Linked DNA regions of Homo sapiens: region 1 is linked to region 2. A link is an interaction called in ENCODE POLR2A ChIA-PET data of the cell type or tissue named here. Cell type or tissue: PC-9. All regions are shown on one strand. Links, peaks and the distances in the headings refer to the core of each region. The heading gives the core; the rest is flanking DNA. Region 1 overlaps PYCARD-AS1 (PYCARD antisense RNA 1). Region 2 holds the start of PRSS36 (serine protease 36).

Region 1 (7,532 bases), core at 1,824-5,823, 56 kb before region 2:
AGAACTTAAATCTCATCCAGAGTTTCCAATATTGCCAAGTTGGGACTGAAGGTCCTGCTGTCATCTATAGGAGTGGGTGTCTAAGACAGGTGGGTGATAGTCAATTCAATCCTTCCCTGCAGATGGGCCAGGACTGGCCTCTGATCCACGGAAGGAACATTGATTGTCTTAAGCAGACTGAGAACAAGAAGAGGCAATAAGCCATGTGCAGGGAAGGAGGGAGTGGTAAACCGGTATAGCTGGCCCTATGAGGTCCCTCAGACCTAAAGAGCTAGGGATAGATTTCAGCTTGTCCTAAGGGAAAGTTTCCCAACAGCTCAAGCAATGAGTGCCTTGGAAGGTAAGAGCTCCTAATTATTGGGTACATGCAGAGAGAGGCCAGAAAGCCCTAGTCAGGGCTGCTACAGAAGCAAGTCCTGAATGCTGACTTCATGAGCTCATGCTGGGCACCCCTGGGAAAATCACCTGCCTCTCTGGGCCTCAGCACGTTCAAATACAATATGTGGATAAATAACACCATCCTGGCTGGGTGTGGTGGCTCACACCTGTAATCCCAGCACTTTGGGAGGCCAAGGTGGGAGGATCACTTGAGTCCAGAAGTTCAAGACCAACCTGGACAACACAGCGAGACCCCCGTCTCTACCAAAAACAAACAAACAAACAAAACAGTATAGTGGCTCACGCCTGTAGTCCCATAGTCCCAGCTACTCCAAAGGCTGAGCCAGGAGAATTGCTTGAACCCTGTCTCAGAAAGAAAAGAAAAAAAAAACCATCCCATAGAGTTGTCATGAGGATTAAACTGAAAAATATGCCACATAGGCCGGGTGCAGTGGCTCACACCTGTAATCCCAGCTCTTTGGGAGGCCGAGGTGGGGGGATCACTTGAGGTCAGGAGTTCAAGACCAGCCTGACCAACATGGTGAAACCCCATCTCTACTAAAATTATAAAATTAGCTGGGCATGGTGGCTGGTGCCTGTAACGCCAGCTACTTGGGGGGCTGAGGCAGGAGAATTGCTTGAACTCAGGAGGCAGAGGTTGCAGTGAGCTGAGATCGAGCCATTGAACTCCAGCCTGGGCAATAAGAACAAAACTCAGTCTCAAAAAAAAAAAAAAAAAAAGAAAGAAAAAAAAATATGCCACATAAACAGGGACAGTGTGCTGGCACCCAAGGGCTTAGGAAGCAGTGACTGTCACTTCCAGGTTCCAGTCCTGACTAGAATTTCCTTGTTGTGTGACCTTGGGCAAGTCGCTTAACCTGATTTTCTCACCTATAAAATGAGAATCATGTAAGGATTAGTATCAAGACTATGTATTTCTGTAAAGATGCAACAAGTAAGTTGTTTTGTTTTTTGTTTGTTTTTTTTTTTTTTTTTTTTGAGATGGAGTCACTCTGTCACCCAGGCTAGAGTGCAGTGGGGCCATCTCAGCTCACTGAAATCTCTGCCTCCCAAGTTCAAGCGATTATTCCACCTCAGCCTCCCAAAGTGCTAGGATTACAGGCACACACCAACACGCCCAGCTAATTTTTGTGTTTTAGTAGAGATGGGGTTTCGCCATATTGCACAGGTTGATCTCAAAATCCCAAGCTCAGGCAATCCACCCACCTCGGCCTCCCAAAGTGCTAGGATTACAGGTGTGAGCCACCATGCCGAGCTCTTTTATTTTGTTTTGAAACAGAGTCTCACTCTTGTCTCACAGGCTGGAGTACAGCGCTTGAACCACCTCCCGGAGGCAAGCAATTCTCCTGCATAAGCCTCCCGAGTAGCTGGGGTTACAGGCACCCATCACCATGCCCAGCTAATTTTTGTGTTTTTAGTAGAGACAGGGTTTCACCATATTGGCCAGACAGGTCTTGAACTCCTGACCTCAGGTGATCTGCCCGCCTCAGCCTCCCAAAGTGCTGGGATTGCAGGTGTGAGCCACTGCACCAGCTCTTCACAATTCTGAACTCATTGCAGCCTCATAACAACGCTTTCACTTTCCTACAGGGAGGCCATGGGGCACAAGGGCTAAATGACTTGCCCAACGTCCTGGCAGTCTGTGGTCCTTCTTGCCCCAGGAGAAGCAATCTGGCTCCAGCAATCAAGGTGTTACTTTGTTGTGGGGGTAGGGGTCACACCCAGGAAGCAGGCATCCTAATTCCACCAACCACTCTGGCTCCTGTCCAGGGGGGCAAGGGTGAGCCTGGGCTGAGAACTGGAGGCTCTTTCCTGTCAGGGGTCAAAACTCAGCTCTTGGAGCTCGCATCCAGAAAGAGGGGAGGGTCAGACCGGGCACGGTGGTTCACGCCTATAATCCTGGCACTTTGGGAGGCCGACGCGGGCAGATTGCTTGAGCCCAAGAGTTCGAGATCAGCCTGGGCAACGTGGTGAAACCCCGTCTCTACAAAAAAATACAAAAATTAGCCAGGCGTGGTGGCACATGCCTATGGTCCCAGGTGCTTGGGAGGCAGAAATGGGAGGATCACTTGGGCTTGGGAAGTTGAGGCTACAGTGAGCCGGGAGGGTGCCATTACACCCCAGGCTGGGCGACAGAGCCTGACCCTGTCTCCAAAACAAAAGCAACAAAAGAATTTACAGTCTGCTCACAGAGCACATGCACCTGCCAAAAGATGTCACTTGTTCTCACTGAGCTCCGACCTGAAACTGCTGCAGGAGGGAGGCTTCCAGTTCTCCGAGAGAAACGGCTGCATTTCCCCAGTCCCTTGTCCCTTGCCTCCCTGTGACATCTCACCGAAGTGCTAACACTTGCTCTGAGGTGACGGCAGGTGACAATCACAGCCAGGAGCTTCCCCGTCTCCATCTGAATGTGTGTATCAGTAGGACGTAACTGGGGTCAGATGCCAGGGGCAAGCTGGGCCCCAAAGGAAGGACCTGGGTGGTGATGCTCAGAAGTAAGGAGAGCTTCACCCCACGGGGACTCACATGCTCACCTCCTCTCTACCAAGAAGCTGAGTGTGAGGAGGAGAGAGGCATCACTCACTCACACACACGCATATACACACACATACACACACTCCTGTAGGTGCATTTTCCTGCAGCCCCAAAGTTTCCGTTGTAAGGCATCACATTTGTTTTACCTAAAGCAAAGGCCACCCCATCCAAACAAGGGCTCTGGAGATGCAGGCAGGAGGCCACATGGCAAAGGGGACCCCTGCTCTGCGTTGTAGGGATTGAATCAGGCAATCATTTTTAAATGGATCAAACACCCAAAGCTCTTCCAATTCTACCAAAGTGAAAAGAGCAGGTTTCGATGATTCTAGATTCTAGGATTCTTGTGTCATTCTACAACAGCTTATCAAGGCTGGATCTGTGCCAAGCTCTGTGCTGGAATGTGACCTTGGACAAGCCCTTCCACCTCTCTGAACCTATCTTCTCATTTACAAAGTGGGGCCATGATTCCCTATCTCAAAGGGATTGCTATAAGGCTTAGAAATAATGCACGTGGGCTGGGCATGGTGGCTCACGCCGGTAATCCCAGTACCTGGGGGGGCCAAGGCAGGCAAGATTGCTTGAGCCAAGGGGTTCGAGACCAGTCTGGGCAACATGCCAAAACCCCATCTCTACTAAAAATACAAAAGTTAGCTGGGCATGATGGCTCACGCCTGTCATCCCAGTTACTCAGGAAGCTGAAGCACAAGAATCATTTGAACCCATGAGGCAGAGGTTGCAGTAAGGGGACATTGCACCACTGCACTCCAGCCTGGGTGACAGAGCAAGATTCTGTCTAAAAACATATATATTACAAAAATTGGCTGGGCATCGTGGTGCACACCTGTAGTATCAGCTATTTGGGAGGCTGACATGGGAGGATCGTTTAAGCCCAGGAGGTCAAGGCTGTAGTGAGCTATAATCATGCCATTGCTCTCCAGCCTGGGCAACAGACTGAGACCGTATCTCAAAAAAATAAAAAAAAAAAGAGAGAGAAAAAGAAAAAGAAAAGAAAGGAAGGAAGGGAAGAAGGGAGGGAGGGAGGGAAAGGAAAGAAAGAGAGGAAAGAAGAAAGAAAGAAAGAAGAAGGAGGAAGGAAGGGAGGGAGGGAGGGAGCAAGGGAGGGAGAGGGGGAGGGAGGGAGGGAGAGAAGGAAGGAAGAAAGGAAGGAAAAGAAAAGAAAGAGAGGAAAGAAGAAAGAGAGGAAGGAAGGAAAGGGAAGGGAGGAAGGAAGGAAAGAAGGAAAGGAGGGGGGAGGAAGGGAGAGAAGGAAGGAAGGAAAGAAAGAGAAAGAAAGAGACAGAAAGGAAGGAAAGAAGGAAGGAAGGAAGGAAATAAAGAGGAGATAGAAAGAGAGAAAGAAGAAAGAAAGAGGAGGGGAGGGAGGGAGGAAGGGAGGGAAGGAAGGAAGGAAGAAAGGGAAAGAAAGAAAGAAAGGAAAGAAAGAAAAAGAAAGAAAGAAAGAAAGAAAGAAAGAAAGAAAGAAAGAAAGAAAGAAAGAAAAGAGAGGCCGAGTGTGGTGGCTCATGCCTGTAATCCCACTAATTTGGGAGGCAGAGGCGAGCAGATCACAAGGTCAAGAGATCAAGACCATCCTGGCCAGCATGGTGAAACCTCATCTCTACTAAAAATACAAAAATTAGCTGGGTGTGGTGGTGCGCACCTGTAGTCCCAGCTACTTGGGAGGCTGAGGCAGGAGAATCGCTTGAACCTGGGAGGTGGAGGTTGCAGTGAGCCGAGATCACGCCACTGCACTCCAGCCTGGCAACAGAGCAACACTCCATCTCAAAAAAAAAAAACAGAGAGAGAGAGAAAGGGAAAAACAAAAGAAGGAAAGGAGGGAAGGAAGGAAGGAGGCATGCGAAGGACTGCAGACTAAAGGCTTATTTCTATTATTTATTAGAAGAGGTGACTCCTAGGTTGGGTGTGTTGGCTCACACCTGTAATCCCAGTGCTTTGGGAGGCCAAGGCAGGAGGATCGCTGAGCCCAGGTGTTGGAGATCAGCCTGGGCAACATAGCCAGACCCCATCTCTACAAAAAAATTAAAAAATTAGCTGAGCATGGTGGCATGCACCCGTAGTTCCAGCTACACAGGAAGCTGAGGTGGGAGGATCGCTGGAACCCAGGAGTTCGAGGCTACAATGAGCTATGATTGCGCACTGCACTCCAGCTTGGGCAACAGAGTGAGACCTCATCTCTAAAATAAAAGCAGAAAAGAAAAAGTGATGCCTGATGAACGTCAGAAGACAGGCAGGAACTCACCAAGTAGACCAGGAGGAAAAAGAGGCCAAGCAGAGAGCAGCTCCCACAGGGGCGGAGGTTCACGGATCAGCAAGCTGGAAGGGGCAGCTGAAGAGGTTGGCAAGGACCTTGAAGGCCAAGCCAAGGGCTTGGGACTTGAGTTTGAGGGCACTGGGGAGTCATGAGGGGGTCTCTGAGCCAGGCAGGTGCAGGATCATATGTGTGGGTTAGGAAGATGTATCCTTCTGGCCACAGTGCACAAAAGGAAATGGAGATTCTGGAAGGATAAAGGCCAGTGAGAAGGCATGATAAACATCCATGAGCCAAGGAACACTGGCTGTTGGACCACAAGTGCCACCCATGGTGAGGATGTTGGCACACAGCTTACCCCAGCCCACATGCTACAAGGATGGGGAGCAAGGCCAGGCACAGTGGCTCACACCTGTAATCCTAGCATGTTGGGAGGCCAAGGCAGGAGGACTGCTGAGCCCAGGACTTTGAGACCAGCCTGAACAACATAGGGAAACCCATTCTCTATAAAAATTTTAAAAACTAGCCAGGCATGGTGGCACAACTGTAGTCGCAGGTACTCAGGAGGCCGAGGTGAGAGAATTGCTTGAGCCCAGGAGTTCAAGGCTGCAGTGAGCCACAATCCCTCCGGTGTACTCCAGCCTGGGCAACAGAGTGAGGTCCTGTCTTCAAAAGAAAAAACAAACAACAACAACAACAACAACAAAAAGGCTTTCAGCAGGGTAGCAGAGCACTGCTCCCCATCGTGGTTTTTGTTTGTTTGTTTTTGTTCCTGTTTTGAGATGGAGTTTCGCTCTTGTTGCCCAGGCTGAAGTGCAATGGTGTGATCTCAGCTCACTGCAACCTCCACCTCACGGGTTCAGGCGATTCTCCTGCCTCAGCCTCCCCAGTAGCTGGGATTACAGGCACCTGCCACCACGCCCGGCTAATTTTTGTATTTTTAGTAGAGATGGGGTTTCACTCTGTTGGCCAGGCTGGTCTCAAACTCCTGATCACCCACCTCGCCCTCCCAAAATGCTGGGATTACAGGCATGAGTCACCGTGCCCGGCCCATCCTGGTTGTCTTGTTTGTTTTTGAGACAAGGTGTCTGTTGCCGAGTGGCACAGAGTGCAGTGGCACAATCATAGCTCACTGCACCCTCAACCTCCTGGGCTCAAGTGACCCTCCGGCCTCAGCCTCCCAAAGCACTGAGATGACATGCGTGATGAGCCACTGCACCCAGCCATGCTGGAAGCTTTTGAATACAACATGCTGCAGGCATCACAGCCTCATTCATTCCTTCACTCAGCAAATCTTTACTCAGCACCTAATGTGTTCCAGATACATTTTTTTTTTTCAGATGGAATCTAGCTCTGTCACCCAGGCTGGAGTGCAGTGGTGCAATCTTGGCTCACTGTAGCCTCTGCCTCCGAGGTTCAAGCGATTCTCATGCCTCAGCCGCCCTAGTAGCTAGGATTACAGGCGCCCTCCACCACACACAGCTATTTCCAGGTACATTCTTGACGCTAGGAATTCAGCAAAGAATAAGACAGTTAAGGTCTCCGATGCTCATAGGCCTCACATTTTAGAGAGGGATGAATGTCCAATAAGCATATAAACGTATAATATGTCAGGGTCGTATGACTACAAGGAACAGTGATTGTTACAACCCAGATGAGAGGGAAAAATAAAGGATTCCAAATATCCCCCTTGGGAAGTAGAGTCAGGATTCAAACAAAGAACTGTATGGCTTCAAGTTCATGGTCTTTAATCTCCTGGAGGCTGTCTCTCTTTCTTTTTTCTTTTTTTTAATCAGTGTTGGGATCAAATTCTGGCTCCCCTAGGAAGCATCTGGCAAGGTTTCGGGAGCCATCGGGTTGGCCATGTTATGCTGGAATATTTATAAGCACCGGAGGGTTATCCCCATGTCGTAGAAAATGAAACTGAAGCTCAGAGAGATTTGCACTCTCTGCCCTTTTGTACAACTCATTTTTCCCCAGTATGTGGAATTGAGGGAGCTTCACGCTTCTAGCTGTCATGATTCCAAGATTCTACGACATGTGGGAGAGGATCCTAAGGTTCGGGGAACCGCGGAGGTTTCGGGGTTCTAGAAATCCGAGGTTCTAAGCCTAGGTGCTCCAATAAACCCAGTGAGAGCCAGCCCAGGTTTCCGGTCTGTACCCGCTGGTGCAAGCCCAGAGACAAGCAGGCGCCACCCATGAGCCCCTCTGCGGCCCCCTCCCGGGTCCCACCTCGCAGGCCAGCTGGAGGGCGCGATCCTGGCGTCCCCCGACGGCCTGGGGCCCCAATCCAGAGGCCTGGGTGGGAGGGGACCAAGGGTGTAGTAAG
Region 2 (7,532 bases), core at 1,125-5,124:
CTGGGTTGGGGAAAGGGTTAAGAATCATTGTCTTGGCTGGGCACGGTGGCTCATGCCTGTAATCCCAGCACTTTGGGAGGCCGAGGCAGGTGGATCACCTGAGGTCAGGAGTTTGAGACCAGCCTGACCAACATGGAGAAACCCCTGGGCAGCTGGGACTACAGGTGCACACCACCACACACAGGATCGCGTTATGCTGCCCAGGTTGGTCTAGAACTCCTGGCCTCCAGCAATCCTCCCATCTTGGCCTCCCAAAGCACTAGTACAGGCTTGAGCCACTGCACCTGGCCCCAAAATTTTATTTATTTATTTATTTATTTCGAGACAGAGTCTCACTCTATCACCCAGCCTGGAGTGCAGTGGTGCGATTTCAGCTGAGCACAACCTCCGCCTCCTGGGTTCAAGCCATTCTCCTGTCTCAGCCTCCTGAGTAGCTGGGATTACAGGCACATGCCACCATGCCCAGCTAATTTTTTAATTTTGAGTAGAGATAGGGTTTTACCATGTTGGCCAGGCTGCTGGTCTTGAACTCCTGACCTCATGATCCACCTGCCTCGGCCTCCCAAAGTGCTGGGATTACCAGCATGAGCCACCGCGCCCAGCTCCAAAATGTTTATTAACCACTAAATTGGAGCAAGCAATGTATCGGTGAGGGTCTCCAGGGCGTGCATGTTTTGCGTCAATGACACTTGCACTCTCTTCTTTCCTACCTTTGCCCATTACCTCATTTTTCTGAGTTTTGGTTAAATGATTGGTTATTTATCCTTTGAAGGGCAAATAGCTACCCAAGCAGCAAGTTAAACAAATGCCTGAGGAGGCTCTCATTGTTAAGAAATCTGAAGTTAAGACTCAATTTACCTCCATCGTTTCCTGTGGACAGGCTAAGGCTAGCAGGTTTATCAATTGAGCCCAGTCCGTTGCTGGGTGGCTGAATTTGCATTTTCCCTCTTCCTGCTCACTTCTCATTTTCCCTCAATCTTGCCACCCTGGGATTGCACCTCCCAATTAAGCACAAGCATGCAGGCTTTGCCTAGGCCTGTTTTCTAGGGCAACTAGACTCATAGACCAATATTATTATTAATTGATATTATCAGTAAGAAGATAGATACACATGTGTAAATATTCCTGGGTTGACCCTGCATTTCTGCTGTCCACCCTGATTTGTTCCCTAAGAGTGACCTTTATGGACCATATAATGGTCTCCCTTGAACTCTGGCCTCTGGGAGGTTTCAATGAAAAGAGCCAGGGGGTGATCAGAGGATGGGAGGATCCCAGCACTTTTGGAAGACTGAGGCAGCAAGATCGCTTGAGACAGGAGTTTGAGACCAGCCTGGGCAACATAATAAGACCCCATCTCTACAAAAATAAAAAACATTAGCTGGGTATGGTGGTGCGTGCCTGTAGTCCCAGCTTCTCAGGAGGCTGAGGCCAGAGGATCGCTTAAGCCCAGGAATTCGAGGTTACAGTGAGCTATAATCACAGCACTGCACTCCAGCCTGGGTGACAGAGTGAGACCGTGTCTCTAAAATTTTTTAATTGGTTTAATTAAAAATAGAGAGGATGAGATGAGAGTGAGATGGGGATTTTTCTTTCCCCACTCCCTCTCTGCTGGTAAAGGCTGCATTTCTCTATTGAAGGCCACGGCTCCTAACAGCTATCTCTTCCATAGCTGCAGCTCTTGCTGGGTTCCAGTAACTGCCCCCTCTCTGCCTCTTCAGGCCAGCAGGTAGCAAGGGCTCTCTATTATTGCTGGCCCCAGGATGCGTTACCATCCCTCTTTGGTTTCCTTTTTTTTTTTTTTTTTGTGAGACGGAGTTCGCTCTTGTCACCCAGGCTAGAGTGCAACGGCGCTATCTTGGCTCACTGCAACCTCCACGTCCTGGGTTCAAGCATTTTTATCTGCCTCAGCCTCCCTAATAGGTGGGATTACAGGTGAGTTCCACCACACTCGGCTAATTTTTGTATTTTTAGTATAGATGGGGCTTCTCCAAGTTAGCCAGGCTGGTCTTGAACTCCTGACCTCAGGTGATCTGCCCGCCTCGGCCTACCAAAGTGCTGGGATTACAGCCGTGAGCCACCCAGCCTCTTTGGTTTCCTTTGACCCTGCCTACACTTCTATAAATAGTTTCTTCCTTAAACTCTCTTCAACTCCTCTTTGAAGAGCCATATGTTTCTTTCTTCTTCTTATTCTTCTTTTTTTTTTTCTTTTTGTTGTTGTTGTTGAGACAGGGTCTCGCTTTGTCACCCAGGCTGGAGTGCAGTGGCACAATCATAGCTCACTGCAACCTCGACCTCCCAGGCTCAAGCAATCCTCCCACCTCATCTCCCGAGTAGCTGGGATACAGACGTGCACCACCACGCCCTGCAGTTCATAATTTTTGTATTTTTTAATTTTTTGTAGAGATGGGGTCTTGCTATGTTGACCAGGCTGGTCTTGAACTCCTAGCCTCAAGCAATCCTCCCACCTCAGTCTCCCAGAGTGTTAGGATCACAGGAGTGAGCCACCGTGCTCGGCCAAGTCATATGTCCCTTAAACTGGCTCTTACTGATACACACCAAGAGGTTGGGTTACTTTCCCAAAGTCACACAGAGTAAGTGACAGGGCAGCTAAGAGCATTGTCACTGGAACACAGAGCAGGGTGGAGGCTTTTTCAGCCTCGCCAGCCTGCCCAGCCCCCTCCCAGGGTCCCTATGCCCTGCCCAACCTGCTGGAATCTGTGATCCTTTTGTTGGGATGGGATTGAATTCCCTAGGGCTCCTGTCCCAGACCTGGCCAGCAGCTCCAGTAACCAGAGCTGTGTGAGAAGAAAAGGCCAAGCCACTGGGGCAGCCGCACCCCAAACAGAGGTGAGGTCTCCGATGAGTCATGCCCGTGAGGGGCCACTTCCCCTGTCCTAAGGGCCACTGCTCACCAAGGACACAGAACACTGTCCTCCTCTTTGACCTTTGCCTGCAGTGTTTTTCATCCCTCCCTCTCCCACCCAACAGGTGTCCAGGAGCTAGGACACCTGTCCTCCACCCCCACCCTGGGCCTCCAGAGACATGAGATGTGCGCAGGGCTCTGGGTGGGGCCTTCAGGCTCCCCAGCTTCCCCCTTCCAGCCCCAGATCCTCTCAGATTCCCAGAGATGGGCTCCAGCCAGGGAGGGTGGGGCTGCCCCTGGGACCATCAGGAGTCACGGGCTGCCTGGGCAGTGACAGAGCCCTGCAGGGAGCAGACCTTCACTTGGCTCTGCCTCCGCTGACTCTAGCGCCATGGCCCGGCACCTGCTCCTCCCCCTTGTGATGCTTGGTAACCTCAGGGGACAAGAGTGGCTGCAAAGGGCCTGGGTCCTGGCATCTGGGGGGCTGGAGAGCAGGATTCCTGGTTTCTGTGTGGGGAGCAGGAAGTCAGAGAGAAGGAAGTGAGGCAGCAGAAGGCGAGGATGTATCAGAGGAGGGAGAGGGAGGCCTGGGTGCCCTGGGGAGACGGAGGCTAGGAGGCTGGGGGAGGGAGTCAGGGAGGGCACATACTGAGTGCGAGTCGCCAGCCTCTTCCTGCCTACCTCTGTCTTTCCAGTCATCAGTCCCATCCCAGGAGCCTTCCAGGACTCAGGTAAGGTAGCCGGACTGGGGGAAAGTCACGTGCAGAGGCAGAAAAGACCAGAGGACTGGCATGGGTGCTGGCAGGGGTTGCTGAACGGACAGGGAAGTGGGAAGATAGGGTCGGGGGTTGGAGAGCAGGAAGTGGGGCTGGGCGGTGCAGGCCTGGAAGTCACAAGTGTCCTCCTCTCTTTCCCCTCTGGCTCCCAGCTCTCAGTCCTACCCAGGAAGAACCTGAAGATCTGGGTAAGGAAGAGGCCTTGGCACCCTCAGACCTTAAAGGAGGCTAAGGCTGGTCAGGCCATGAGGGAGGTGGAAAAGACCAGAAATGTAGACAAGCCTGGGTCCTCTATGTTCTTTGTTCAGAGGGGCAAACTGAAGTGGGTGGAGGACGGGCCTTCGTCCTGAGTTACCTGGGCTTCTGGAGTGGGGAACCCGAGGGGAGCTTTGGCTTCCACGGCTCCCCGTTGCAGACTGCGGGCGCCCTGAGCCCTCGGCCCGCATCGTGGGGGGCTCAAACGCGCAGCCGGGCACCTGGCCTTGGCAAGTGAGCCTGCACCATGGAGGTGGCCACATCTGCGGGGGCTCCCTCATCGCCCCCTCCTGGGTCCTCTCCGCTGCTCACTGTTTCATGACGTGAGTATTCGCCCTGGTCCTGGCCCCTCTCCGCCAAAAGCTGGCCCCCGCCCCCGCAGTTGGTCCCCTCCTCCCGCCCCACTTCCGTCCTCAAGGATAATTTGGAGCCAAGCTGTCCCCAAAGCGAGGTGCTATTCGAGGCATCATGGTTCCGAGTGGGGCAAGGCTGCCGGACTGGTCCCACCACTCCACTCAATATCCGGGTCTGAATCCCATCTTTCCAATGACCCCCCCACCACCAGCTCCAAATCGGATTTGCTCTTCCCCTTTGAGGAGTATCAGCACCAAATCTGGATCGGATAGCACCTGCCCCTCTGGCTCTGAGCCCCTGCCCCCAACGAGGGTCTGCCCCCTCCATAGGGTCAACCTAACCTCCTACTGCCCCGGTCGAGCGCAGGAATGGGACGCTGGAGCCCGCGGCCGAGTGGTCGGTACTGCTGGGCGTGCACTCCCAGGACGGGCCCCTGGACGGCGCGCACACCCGCGCAGTGGCCGCCATCGTGGTGCCGGCCAACTACAGCCAAGTGGAGCTGGGCGCCGACCTGGCCCTGCTGCGCCTGGCCTCACCCGCCAGCCTGGGCCCCGCCGTGTGGCCTGTCTGCCTGCCCCGCGCCTCACACCGCTTCGTGCACGGCACCGCCTGCTGGGCCACCGGCTGGGGAGACGTCCAGGAGGCAGGTGAGTGGGACGGGACAAGAGGGGAGGGCCTCGGGGAGGTGGGGCTTCGAGAGGTGAGGTTCCTAGGGCGGGGCCTCAGGAGGTGGGGCCACGGAGCGGAGCCTGCGGGGAGCGTTGGAGGGTAGGTTTCTGCGGGTCGGTGGATGAATCCCACACCGATCTCCATGTAGCCTTCTCCCTGCAAGGATTCTCAAACTAAGACCACGGAATCACCCACACGCACCCCATTCCCTCCTTACCTGTCCTTCCAGTTTTTTCTTTCCTGGGTTTAGGCTCCGACTAGGGTTCCCATCCCAGCTCTAACATGTCAGACAAAGCACTTCACCCAGTACATTTCCTCATCTGTAACACGAGGAAAATAGCCATACCCACTTCAAGGGGTGGTTGAGTGGATTAAATGAGAAAATCCATGTAAAGTTCATAGTACAGTGCCTGGCATAGCAATAACCAATGCACTTTACATATTTCACCTCAGGTAATCTATAGTAAAGCACTACAGCATAAGGCTGGCCTATAATAGATATTCAGCAAATGCCAGTCTGTGCCTCCCTCCCATCCGCCTTCCTCTCATTCCATCCACCCCCACTCATCTCTCTACTCCCCACCTCCTCTCTTCTTCCTACCCACCATCATTCATTCAATCATTCTTTCACTCAAGATATTTCTTGAGCACCTTCTACATGCCAGGCACCGTGTTAGGCATTAGAGAGACACCAGTGAACATAAAAAGCCAAAATCCTGCCTTTTCAGAGTTTACATCCTAGGAGATAGACAAGCAACAAATTCAATAAATAAGCACGCATTATGTTAGAAGGTGGGGGGGAATAGACCAAATCTCCATCCCCATCATCCCCATCACCCAAGCTTTCCATGCTCCCAGGGCCCCCACAAATATCCACATCAGCCGTGGTCAGACCTGTGCCCATCCTCGGGGCTTTGGGTAGGTGCTACAGGGGAAGATGCTACAGCCTCTGCTTGTGGAGGTCCCATCAGGGCAGGAGGTGATGAGGAAGCGTCACTGTGAGCCCCAGGAAGTCTGTGTGAATGGGGCCAGGCCATCCTAACAATGGGCACCCAGAGAGGGAGATTTCTGCAGAGATTTTTGAAGAGAGGGTACATTGCAGGAAGATGGGGGGAGATGAAGGCCACCCTGTGGACCCAGATAAGTCATGTTAGATGAAGAAGGGCCAGGATGCCAGGCTGGAGTGAGAGGGGTACAGGCACCTGGGCTGCAAAGGCTGCTGTGGCCCGGCCATGAAGACCTTAAGATCAGACTGAGGGCCAGAGCACCCCACCAGCTCCAGGGACGCCCAGGACAATCCCCAACTTCCCTGGTGAGCCCCAAGTACAGCTTCAGCCATCACCTGACCTCAAATTCTTTTCTTTTTTTCATCAATTCTTTTTTTCTTTTTGAGACAGAGTTTCACTCTTGTTGCCCAGGCTGGAGTGCAACGGCGCGATCTAGGCTCACTGCAACCTCCGCCTCCCAGCTTCAAGCAGATTCTACTGCCTCAATCTCCCAAGTAGCTGGGATTATAGGCACCCACCACCACGCCCAGCTAATTTTTTGTATTTTTAGTAGAGACAGGGTTTCACTATGTTGGGCAGGCTAGTTTTGAACTCCTAACCTCAGGTGATCCACCTGCCTCGGCCTCCCAAAGTGCTGGAATTACAGGTGTGAGTCACCGCGCCTTTGACCTCAGATTCTGAGTGAGTTGGGGAAGGAGTTCTGTCTGTACTTCCCCCCACCCCCTACTCCTTTCTGGATCCTGAAGCTGTTTCCGTCAAAAGCAGGATGGGCTGCAGCACCAAGTTTAGACAGTGTGATCCGTTTATTTTTCTTGGTGAGATCAGAACTGAACTTGAGTAGCATTCCTCTTCATTGCTGAAGTGAAGAGTGGATCAGAAGGCTGGGTCAGTTATCCAGGCCCAAAGCTATGCAGCCTCAACTAGTGTAGTTGTTTAGAATGCCAAGACGTCACAAATGAGAGGTTTTCATGAACTGGGAACTGACTGGAGGAGGGGAGTTGAGAGAGGAGACAGGGATGACACCCAGATTCCATGCTTGGCAACTCAGGACAGGACCATGTCAAGTCCGTATGGCATCTCTGTGAAAAGATGTCTCTGGACCAACACAACTCCACGTGAGAGCTCAGAACTTAATGGTTTTAGTCCCTACATTGCATCCTTTGTTGCAGTGCACAACCTGCACAACCATGCATGGCAGCTCTCACTAGGAGCTTGATGAGACCATTCCTGAGATGAAAAAGTAGAAAGAACAGATAGAAGCAGGAGGAGATGTGGTGAATGTGGTGGGCTGAGAGGCCATGGGGCATCTAGCTGATGTCCAAGAAGCAGCCGCAGGAGGCAAACCTGAACCCTGGGAACTGGGGATGCCATACCTGCCTCACAGCACCTGCTCTCTGGTTCTGCCTCCAGATCCTCTGCCTCTCCCCTGGGTGCTACAGGAAGTGGAGCTAAGGCTGCTGGGCGAGGCCACCTGTCAATGTCTCTACAGCCAGCCCGGTCCCTTCAACCTCACTCTCCAGATATTGCCAGGGATGCTGTGTGCTGGCTACCCAGAGGGCCGCAGGGACACCTGCCAGGTGAGGGAAGGCCCCGGCACCTGCCTGGCAG

The links. ChIA-PET counts read pairs that join two places held together with the same protein. Peaks named below come from ENCODE experiments on the same cell type or tissue, not always from the same donor. Only the 100,000 strongest peaks of a DNase experiment are listed, where the experiment ranks them.
Region 1: POLR2A ChIA-PET joins it to region 2 with 6 read pairs; 20 of 35 experiments call an interaction of 5 or more read pairs at or near these places.

Annotation. Positions count from the first base shown.
Region 1 is chr16:31,202,849-31,210,380 of GRCh38, reverse strand. It overlaps PYCARD-AS1 (PYCARD antisense RNA 1), which reads right to left. Exons shown (of 2, transcript NR_102400.1): 2 at 6,929-7,532. Among named protein-coding and RNA genes, the nearest start is that of PYCARD, 3.9 kb to the right of the region's middle. RefSeq lists a silencer at 7,271-7,532. In PC-9, for the core only: no CTCF peak of the experiment used is centred there; no DNase peak of the experiment used is centred there.
Region 2 is chr16:31,145,758-31,153,289 of GRCh38, reverse strand. It overlaps PRSS36 (serine protease 36), which reads left to right and starts at 3,224. Exons shown (of 15, transcript NM_173502.5): 1 at 3,224-3,291; 2 at 3,559-3,594; 3 at 3,792-3,827; 4 at 4,055-4,217; 5 at 4,615-4,895; 6 at 7,335-7,501. The coding sequence starts at 3,255. RefSeq lists enhancers at 2,980-3,516, 3,517-4,052, 4,053-4,590. In PC-9, for the core only: no CTCF peak of the experiment used is centred there; a DNase peak (open chromatin) is centred at 2,789; H3K27ac peaks cover 1,967 bases.